Regions from separate parts of the Mus musculus genome. Here all the other regions are linked to region 1. A link is a contact called in ENCODE Hi-C or POLR2A ChIA-PET data. All regions are on one chromosome and are shown on one strand. The core of a region is the stretch at or near the end of the contact, and the rest is flanking DNA. Distances in the headings are between cores, read along the strand shown. Region 1 holds the start of Ptdss1 (phosphatidylserine synthase 1). Region 2 holds the start of Zfp708 (zinc finger protein 708). Region 3 holds the start of Zfp712 (zinc finger protein 712).

Region 1 (3,416 bases), core at 297-2,796:
GCAGGAACAATGTAGTGAGACTGCCTAAAAGAAAAGAAAAAGAATAAAACCCAAACAAGTAACCAACTCCAAAACCAAAACAGCAGAAAGAACTGAGTACAATACCTAAATATTAATTAAAATAATCACTATAAAGGAGCGTGGAGTGGGGAGGTCATGCCTGTAATCCTAGCACTCAGAAGCCTGAGGCAAGATTGCTCAAAGTTCTACAAGTGTGACACGGCTCAAATAAATGAATAAATGGAAAGTGCTCAATAAATGTTAGCCAGCAGTATTCTCAACTAAACAGACAAAAAACCTGTAACTGTCAATTAACTCTTACTTATGCCGTTGTGTTCTGTTTCTCTAGCCAGAGGATTCAGATAGTTTTATGTCCTGAATAGGAAGAAACATTTGAGAGTTTAATCTCTTGTTATAGTTGGGGGATGCTTGCTAAGAATAATACAAGGGCAAATCTTTCCTTCTGAAGTGGTATAGGAAGGCGGTGTTGGCAATAACCTTGTGGAATAGGCAATTTTTGCTAAACTTTAGTTGGAAAGGGGCTTCCAAGCCTGCCAATTTTCCCCTCAAACTCCCTCTCATCTCCAAAATAGTTAAAGTAGGAACTAAGTTGTGCCACCTAGACAAGACCAAGCTTCGAGAGAAACTTCAGCACAGCCAGGCAGGTCCAATCTACAAGTGGGGGTCCTGACAGTCAAGACTGGATATGTCACTGTAGCCCACGATGATGGAGGTTCAGACACTATTCTCCACATGCTTTTACGTATGCTATTCTAGAAAAAAACACTGGTCCACTCTCAGCATCAAAGTACTTTTTATAATGTTGGGGATTACAATAAGGGCTCTAGGGTACTTACAAACCAGCTCCCAGAACCCCAATTTCATTCTAGAGTCTGTCCAGAATCAAATTCAATACCCTTTCCACATTTAGTAGACTCTGTTAAATTCTATTTGCATTCAAAGATCTGAGTGCTAAAGACTAATAATGTTCACCCTCCACTTTTACTTGCCAGTGCACTCCTTTTCACATAAATTTGCTGTCTCAGCAATGTCAATGATTGATAGTCTGTGCAGAAGGACAGCACAGTCCCGCCCCCTCTCGAGACCCACCTTCCCAGGGTCTTTTCAGCACCAAGCTAGAGGTTTGGAGGGTTCCAGTTTGTTGAGTGGAAGTGAGTCCAGGACAAATAAAGACACAAAGGACTCAGAAACGAGTAAAGATGTGCACTCGTGAATAACGCCTTACGGTATGTACATTAAGAGGGCAAAAGAAAAAAAAAAATCCTTAAAATCTCTCAAGTTCATTAGTAGGGTACGCCAGCTCTCAGCGGTTACCGGGCACTCTTGTTTTGTTGTTAGGAATAGGAACAAGAGCCGAAACAGGCTTTTCTAGGTTCAAAATCTTTACAACTAATCCCGAGCTCCGATGATGAAAGATGCACTTCGTAATAAAGGGCCTCTGGGCAGCGCAGCCGCAGTCCTTAGACTCTTTAACCAACCGGCTTTATCCGGGAAGGACTTCCGCAGGAAGCCGGGACATCCTCGGGGCCTTAGTCTGAAGCTGATGAACAAGCCCGGCGACGTTGCCACCACAAGGTTTAGGTACCGACCGATCGAGCCCGAACCTCCTCTCCGGGTCACCGATACCTACCAAGCCGCGAGGCTCCCGGACGCTGCTGGGTACAGGTAGGCCGGACAGTAATCCGGCCGGGCGGCGGTCTCGCGCTCCTGCTTCACAGCGACCGTGCAACCTACGCCGGGGATACGGTGCACCGTAGCTTCGCAAGCCGGCGATTCGCCACGCTAGGCCGGCACCGCCCCCCACGTGGGCTGCGCTGCGAATGGGCGAGACCATCTGCGGCGGCGCGGGAAGGGACGCCGCGGGGGACCGGGACAGAGCTGGCCTGGGGTTTGCAGGCCCTGGAGCTGGTCGCCGCGTTCCCAGGATCAGTCACTCCGCCGTAATGTGGGGAGGGTGAGAGCTCTACGATGTCGCCCTACTAGGCTGCTTCTTCAGGCTGCCTTCTCCCCCTGCTCCGGGACGCGGTGGTGGCGCCGCGACCCCGCCCTCGCGCGCGGGTCCTTCCCTGGGCTAGCACCCTTCTCAGGGTGCCAGACCCCGCCCCAGCGTCAGGCACCTTCGCTGCTGCGGTCCGTCGCTGCCGGGGTCCCAGCCTTCTAGGGCCGGGGCCTCCGGGGCCGCGGCAGGACGGGGAGAAGAACTATGGCGTCCTGCGTGGGGAGCAGGACTCTGAGCAAGGATGATGTGAACTACAGGATGCATTTCCGCATGATCAACGAGCAGCAAGTGGAGGACATCACCATAGACTTCTTCTACCGGCCGCACACCATCACCCTGCTCAGCTTCACCATCATCAGCCTCATGTACTTCGCCTTCACCAGGTAAGTCTGGCCTGGAGTCGCGCGGAGCGCCGGGGAGAGGAGGACAGAGACGACAGACCGAGAAGCAGTAGAGGGGAGGGTGGCCAGGTGTGGCTGGTGGTAAGGAAGTGAGTAGCTGTTCCACGCGTGCAAGCTCGGGGACACAAGGGCCACACAGCTCCTCTGCCTACCGCGTGGCTTACAGTCCTCTCCGCCTACTTTTCCACCTGCCACCCCTCATGTCCAAATCCCATCTTTCTCATTCACTACGTCGGACCACACCAGGAACTCATGCAGGTCACCTAGCTGGGTGATCCACACCCCTTGCTCTGTATCGTTCTCTGTCACTATCAGAAGGCTCTGATCTCTAACCACTCATCCGTGGTCTGTCTCCAGCAAATGGCATGAACCATTTCATGATTGAACCTCCTTCAACTCACACTACACACATAAAACACACACCATACACAGAAAAATCCTCTGGCATTCAGTATTACCAGGCACACACACAAATGTACATGTGAGGTGCACCACACTGTTTTTCCTTTTATATACATTTCCCAAAGTCATCTAATGTAACTCTTCTCCCAGTCTCAAACACCACCTCAATGCCACAGCATCAGCAGTCGCTGTTGACACACATCCCAGTGGATGCCTCCCATGAAGCACAAGCCAATACCCATCATTTCCAATGTACTGTACTCTATAGGCTACCGCTGACCACAAGGGGCACATCCTGCCCTCTCATGCATCTCTAAAATACTGGCTGAAAGGGGATAGTGGCAAGCAGTTGTGTATTATCTAGAGACTAGAGAATGCTAACCACACTAAACAAAACACATAAAATGCACACAACATAACATGGCTCTCTTATTCCCCTAAAAATATACACACATGTTCAGATCACTTCTAATAGCTGTGTATTTCGTACCTTACAAAGCTATTGTATCTGTGGCCCCTTGACCTCAGCCAAGGAGCTAATGGATCCTACAACATACACACCCCTATTTCTGTCTTATAATTTATATTATCTG
Region 2 (3,416 bases), core at 409-2,908, 150 kb after region 1:
CAGTCAGAAAGGCTAAGATCAACAAAACAACTGACAAAAAAAATCCTGGGAAGGAGTGGAAAAAAATGAACCTCCCAGTCACTGTTGCTAAGACTGCAACTTGGTACAGCAACTCTGGCAATCAGTATGGAGAACCCACAAAAAGCTAAAAGAATAAGTCAACATAAGACTCAGCATATGCCCAAAGGACTGTATTTCCTGCTTCCACCTCCCAAATGCAGATGTAACAGGAAACAGCACAGCATACACTGATGTTTTATTTTCAATCATAGATCTGTTTAAGAAATATATTAAGTAAAAGTGTAGATAGACAGACAGATAGATAGATAGATATCAAACATCTATGTGTTGTGACCTATAATATAATTGTGCTTATTGCTGTATCACCTCTACATTGTAGGAAACGAGATTTAAGGTACAAGAAAATGTACTTTTCACACCTTAAACAGTGTAAAACGGCACATTCTTAGTTTCCTGCAGATTAGTGACATTAATTAGAAAATGTCCATATTTTAATGATTGTTAGATGATACATAGAAAGTATTGGTATTGATGTAGTTTAAAGCCCATGCTTCTCAGGTATAGATTTTAATGCTGTAAGTCAGTCTCCAGCACACAAATCAATTTGACTGAAGTGTGGCAAAAACAGTACAAATGTCAGGATGAGCAGCGGCTGTATACAAAGGGCAGGGTGAGCATTGGCTGTATACAATCACAGGACCCTGAGTGAGCCACAGCTCTTCAACTTCACTCTCAATCTTTCCACACAACACCAAATTTCTGACATCGCAGTCTCCGGTGCAATTGTATGTGGTAATAATCTCTAGTATTTTCCACTCTGCAGTGTTGTAGGATCAGTGATAGCTGGGACAAAGTTCAGAGTGCCCCCTCGATGAGATTTTTTTTTTTTTCCTCATACAGGTGTGTGAATGTGAGGGTTCTGTCACAGTGGGTAAAGGAGTGATTCCTATCCAAAGTGAGCCGCCCTGAAAACTAACAATTTATCACAAAGAAAACGGGACGAACATCCCATACACCAAACTCCCCCGCAGAACTCACTGTCCTGGAAACTATGAGCCACACGAACTCAAAATCAGAGTCCTGGGCCTCTCATTGAATACGGGAGGGCCCAGAAAAACCCACTTGCTCTAGATTTCCTGAGGGATCTGACAACAGCAATGTGAAAACTAGTTAACAGCAAGCTTCCCCAGCCAAGGTGGGGTATGAGCTCTCATCACAGCCTGCCTCTGGCACGGTCAGCCAAGCCACCCTGCTCTACCAACCCTAGACTTTCCAGTCTCCATTCTCGCAGTAGCAGGCCACCTCTCAGGTCCCTGAAACACATGATTGACTCTGTCAGCCGCTCTGTCCTAACAGAGCAATCACTCCTTGCACCGTGCGTGCGCCCCACCCCTGCACTCTGGCCAAGCCTAGGTCCGCACTGCAGGACCACGTGGGCTTCTCTCCGCCTCCCGCCCAGCCCTCCCCGGCTCCCTGCACCCCGGGCCCGCCCACCCGTATAGTTCATGAGGCCTGCAAGGCTAGGCTGCAGCCGGGACCAACCTCCATGTCGAGCGCGGAGCGCAAGCCACACTGTTCCAACTTTGAGAAAGCCGCAGAGTTTGGAGAAACACAAAAGCAAAATGAACCGGAAGCACAGAGGAGTAGAGTCCGGTCTAGCGGAGTCATGCTAAGAGAGACTACATTTCCCAGAAGTCTACGCGAAGGACTGCCCTGAACCAAAGTCAGGGAGAACTATTTATAGCCTGTCACTGGATTAGGCTGCTTTTTAAGTCTCAAATTTACAAAGGTCTTGTGGGAATATAAATCCAGCCTTTGACGGCAACTTGTATTAGGTTTACTTCTTACTCTGATCAAAGACGTTACCTAAAAAGCTCTGGGGTTCCTAGAGTCTTTTGGCAGGAGGAAAACTCATTGACTCAATTATACTAGATTTAAAATAAAAACCATCAGCAGCTCCTGCCTCCGGGTTCCTGCCCTCTTTGAATTCCAGCCTTGGCTTCTTCCAATGGACAGCAATCCAGGTTATGTAAACCAAATAAACTCTTTTCTCCTGTGATTTCTATTCTTGGTACTTGACTACATCTAGAATTAGATGGAATCCAGAAGAAATACAAGGGACACCTTTGAGGGATTTTTGTTTGTTTGAAGTGGGTGGATCCACTTCTAGTCATGACTTGTGAGGTAGATGTTGTGGGTTGCCCTGGTGCTGTTTGTATTCTGATGTTAATTCAGCTTCCTCAAGAGGGGTTGCCCCTGAGAGGAGTGGATCACATACTCAGGTGATTTCCTGTGAACCTTCTCCCCATTCTAACTGGTCAAATAAAGACTAGAGCCTGTGATTGGGCAGTGGAAGGGAAAGGTGGGGCTAGAGGTTTTAGGAAGTGAGGGAAGAGTAGGGAGCGAGGGAGGAAGAAGACTGAGGAAGAGAAGATAAGAGGAAGATGGAGCAGAACCACAAGGCCCTGAGAGGCAGCAAATAATGTGGGATCTCACAGCTGGGGAATAGAGTAGTGTAGTGATAAATCTGCTCAGTCTAAGCGTGCAGCTTGTAAATAATGTAACTGAGTTGTGTGGTTTTTGCATAGACTTATTGGGGTATCAGGGTTGGGGAATTACTGCAACAGGTGGAAATACATGCCTTTAATTCCAATCCTGAGGTGGGAAGATAACAATTTTAATCTGGACCACACCTTCTGCTGGAAGTCTATATAACAGCAATTTTCTCTTTTTTCTCTTCCTTCCTTCCTTTTTTTTTTTTTTTTTTTTTTCTTTTCCGAGACTGGGTTTCTCTGTGTAGCCCTGGCTGTCCTGGAACTCATTTTGTAGACCAGGCTGGCTTCTAACTCAGAAATCTGCCTGCCTCTGCCTCCCGAGTGTTGGGATTAAAGTCATGTGCCACCGCGCCCTGCTATAAAGCAATTTTCAACATGCAAGTTATGACCCCTTGAGGGTCAAACAACCCTTTTCAGGGGTTGCTTAAGATCATCTGCATATCACATAGTTACATTACAATTCATAACAGCAAAATTAGTGATAAAATATCAAAAAATAATTTTATGGTTGGGGAGTCACAACATGAGGAACTGTATTAAGGGCTCACAGCATTAGGAAGATTGAGAACCACTGCTACATAGATACGGAAGATGGAAGCTTTTGCTCTTTGTCTGCTTGCTGTTACCTAGCAAGTCCGTTCCCTCATGGGCATTATAGCTACATCTTTGGGATTCCAGCATATACCGAGCACCAGCTTGTGGACTGAGCAAACTACTGGAGTCTTAGACTTTCTATGCTCTGCTCTGCCAGCCAACATCAGATTAGCTGGACAACAGTCTGTAAGTCATTTGAATAAATCCCCCCATACACACACACACATACATACATACATACATACA
Region 3 (3,416 bases), core at 424-2,923, 130 kb after region 1:
TATGACAAAAAGCAAAGAATCATCTTTACATGAGTAGAAGTCCCTAGTAGAGTAAGGGAAGTTATCAGGCTATTGGTTGTGTTACCCACTATGCCACAGATGGAACGAGTTATATTTCCCATCTCTAAGAACAATGATCATAAATACCAATGCACAGCAACAAATATTTTTAGCAGAATACAGTCAGCACTTAAGCTTCAGTCCTGGGACATGGCCAAAATGTAAGAAATGTCTTCATGCTACATAGTTTGTTTTGATCTTAACATTCTACTTTTATGCCTTCATCCCTATAATATGTCTTTCTTCTTAATATAAATTCTCTGGTTATGAGGCAACTTAAGAAATCCAACAGTTAATAAACAAACAACACTCAAACTCACTATAAATGGAACATGGCATGGTGTCTTGATCAATATTTAGCAAAGCATCCTTCACTGATATTTATAAATTAAAATAAATATATGAGCATCTCCAAATTTCTTTTCTACATCTCATATGTTGTTTATATACCCAGTGAAATTCTGCCATTTCCTAAGCAAATTAGTAATTAGATCCTGTCTTAACCAATAAGTTATGGCTTAATAGTCATCTGAAAGAATAGAGAAGGTTTAAGGGGCAAGTCACAAAGGAAAGAACAAAGTGACAGATGGCCATCTTCCTAGGGCACAGAGGAGTAAAGAGGAGGAGAAGTCAGGAGGAACGGAAGTTAACGTCACTATCAGCTACACAGAACACTTCAGGGCAGCCTGGACTACACAAGAAACTGACTCAAAATCCCAATACAAACACAAAAGGATGGCAATAGGAAGGGGGAAAAGGTAGCTATGGTTACCAGCATAACACACAAATAACGTCAGTCAAAACTTCAACAGGGAAAGGGGAGGGGTTCACAAGGCCCCACCCTTAGCTAAGGATCGGTTGGAATTCATGACCACTGAAAAAGAGATTCGTTTTGTTTGTTTGTTTGTTTGTTTATTTTGCTTGGAGGTGTGGCCAGTGAGCGTCCACGTTCTAGGGGATGTCCTGTGCGCCCTCCCTTCCCCGCCCCATACACACAGGTATGCACACTAGAGCAATACTAAGTGGACTCAGTGGGTTATAAAACAAAAACAAAACCACCAGGACAGGAAATTGGGAGTGGAGCATTTTGGGAGATACCTGGTACTGTTGAAGTAGGGGACAGTAGGGGTGGATTTGATCGGACTGCATTGTATATACATCTATTAAATTCCGGATAACAGAAGCCATCGAGACAGTGTCAGCTAAGGGCATGCTTCCACACCTCAGGCACAAGCTGACAGCAGATGCACCCTGCCAGGCACCCTTCTCCATTCCTAGGCTACCGAGCCAGCTCTCCTGCCCCAGAAGTGCAGGACAGAACAGGGCAACGGCACCTTAAAAGAGAGGCCACTCCCAGCTCCATCCCTCCTCCAGCGTTAACCAGCACCGGAATGGACAAGCCTAGGTCACCACAGTACCTCCCATTCAACTTCTTCCCGCCTCCCTCCAAGGCGGACCCGCCCACCCCGCAACGTCCCTCTGGCTGCGCTACATCCTGGGACCAACCTCCATGCCAGAGATGCTACCAGAGCGCGCACAGGACCCGACACTGGCCCAACTTTGGAGAAGACCGCCAGAGAGGGAGACACACACAGGCGCAGAAGAAACACGGAAGCGCCCTTCCCAGAGTCCCTGTTTGTGACGTCGCCGCGGACGAGACTACATTTCCCACAATTCTCTGCGAGCGAGTTTCACAAAGCCGTGGTAGGTGATTTGAAACGTTCCCAAGTTACTGTCAGGCTGTTTGCCAAAGAGAATGGGTAGAAACAAGCCACTTCTGAAGGTGGATAGCCACGGGGAGTCAGGGTACCGCGTTTAAATTTTCAAAATGAGTATGGGTTGAACCTTTGACAGCATTGTTTATTATGTGTACTGGATACTTTGGGTCCATATATTGTGATTTTAAAACTCAACCTGCTTCCTACAAAATGTTTCGTTTTTGTTTTTGTTTTGCTTTGCTTTGGTTTGGTTTGTTTTTCCAGACAGGGTTTCTCTGTATAGCTCTGGCTGTCCTGGAACTCACTCTACAAACCAGGCTGGCCTCTAACTCAGAAATCCTCCTGCCTCTGCCTCCCAAGTGCTGGGATTAAAGGTGTGCGCCACCACTGCCCAGCTGTGTTTGTTTGTTTGTTTTTGTTTTGTTTTTAAAAAAGATTTATTATTATATGTAAGTACACTGTAGCTGTCCTCAAACACACCAGAAGAGGGAGTCAGGTCTCATTATGGATGGTTGTAAGCCACCATGTGGTTGCTGGTATTTGAACTCAGGACCCTCGGAAGAGCAGCTAGTGCTCTTAACCTCTGAGCTATCTCACCCACCCCAAAATGTTTCACATCACAAGGCAAACATGGATTAAAAAAATGAGCTAATATTTTGAGAAGACAATTCTTAAAATGAGAAATGAAAACAGACAATGAACATGTGAAAAAGTGTTGGTCCAAATAACTGGAACTTCAAACTAAAGATGATTGTATAGAAGCAAGTGTGGTTTTACATGTTGAAAATCCCAGATGTTGGTTACTGGAGATAGGAATAGGAGTCCGAGGTCACCTATAGACATATAGAAAGTTTGAAACATGTTTGGTATACATGACTCCCCACTCAAAAACAAAACAGATTCAGAAAATGAGATCACAGAATGTATATGCTTTGAGTAAACTTGCATACTAAAGTGTTACATGTACCTTTTGCTACCCCACCTAAGCTCTGGGAACAGGCAGTGCTATCAGCCCCTCACCTAGAGAATACTGGATCTTTGGATAAAAAACACAGACACACAAAGCAGTTAATCTTAAAATGTCTTTGCTAACTCAATGACAGGGCATTGCTAAATCTCAAACTCAAACTGTTCTAGAATTCAATTGTGGGGCAATGGGCTATGCACAGAGACAGCCTGGTCTCCAGTCGAACTTAGTTAGGTCTTGAACCCCGGTGGGACCCGGTGGGTGGTAATTTTCACCTACATGGGACAGAAGGCATTCGATCATGTCTCCTGGACCCCTAGCTCCTGTCGAAGTTACCGCCCCCAACAGTCCCCAAAGGAGAGGCTTGTGGCTATCAGTGACATAGACAATGTCCCAAGCTGCTGGCATTCTGGCTAGACTCCGCCCCACAGTTACCTAGCAACAGAAAGATAGCCAGCCCACTATAAGAGGGGCTGCTTGGCTCCACCTCACTCTCTTAAGCTTTCACCTTTCTTACTCCCTAGCTCTCTTTCTCTCTTTCCCTTCCTGCTCTCTCCACATAGCCATGGCCAGACTCTCTCTCTCTTTCTACCTTCTCTCCTTTCTCCCTGCCTTTCTACAATAAAGCTCTAAATCCATAGACTATCTCTGACCATAAAGGCCTGCCCTGC

Evidence for each region. Hi-C counts contacts between places; a loop is a spot of excess contacts on that map. ChIA-PET counts read pairs that join two places held with the same protein, here RNA polymerase II (POLR2A).
Region 2: a loop to region 1 is called in a map of heart, with 3 times the contacts of the local background. The contact joins the promoter of Zfp708 here to the promoter of Ptdss1 in region 1. A Hi-C loop is called at or near these places in 4 of 37 maps with a recorded cell type or tissue (heart, left cerebral cortex and v-Abl transformed pro-B cells). POLR2A ChIA-PET finds 5 or more read pairs at or near these places in 2 of 5 experiments (Patski and embryonic stem cell).
Region 3: a map of heart shows a loop between it and region 1 (3-fold over the local background). The contact joins the promoter of Zfp712 here to the promoter of Ptdss1 in region 1. A Hi-C loop is called at or near these places in 2 of 37 maps with a recorded cell type or tissue (both heart). POLR2A ChIA-PET finds 5 or more read pairs at or near these places in 2 of 5 experiments (Patski and embryonic stem cell).

What each region holds. Positions count from the first base shown.
Region 1 is chr13:66,931,284-66,934,699 of GRCm38, forward strand. It overlaps Ptdss1 (phosphatidylserine synthase 1), which reads left to right and starts at 1,547. Exons shown (of 13, transcript NM_008959.3): 1 at 1,547-2,403. The coding sequence starts at 2,225. It overlaps Mterf3 (mitochondrial transcription termination factor 3), which reads right to left and starts at 1,789. Exons shown (of 8, transcript NM_025547.4): 1 at 1,652-1,789.
Region 2 is chr13:67,079,887-67,083,302 of GRCm38, forward strand. It overlaps Zfp708 (zinc finger protein 708), which reads right to left and starts at 1,659. Exons shown (of 4, transcript NM_001012448.2): 1 at 1,564-1,659. The coding sequence starts at 1,569.
Region 3 is chr13:67,059,497-67,062,912 of GRCm38, forward strand. Zfp712 (zinc finger protein 712) reads right to left here and starts at 1,674. Exons shown (of 4, transcript NM_001166218.1): 1 at 1,567-1,674. The coding sequence starts at 1,572.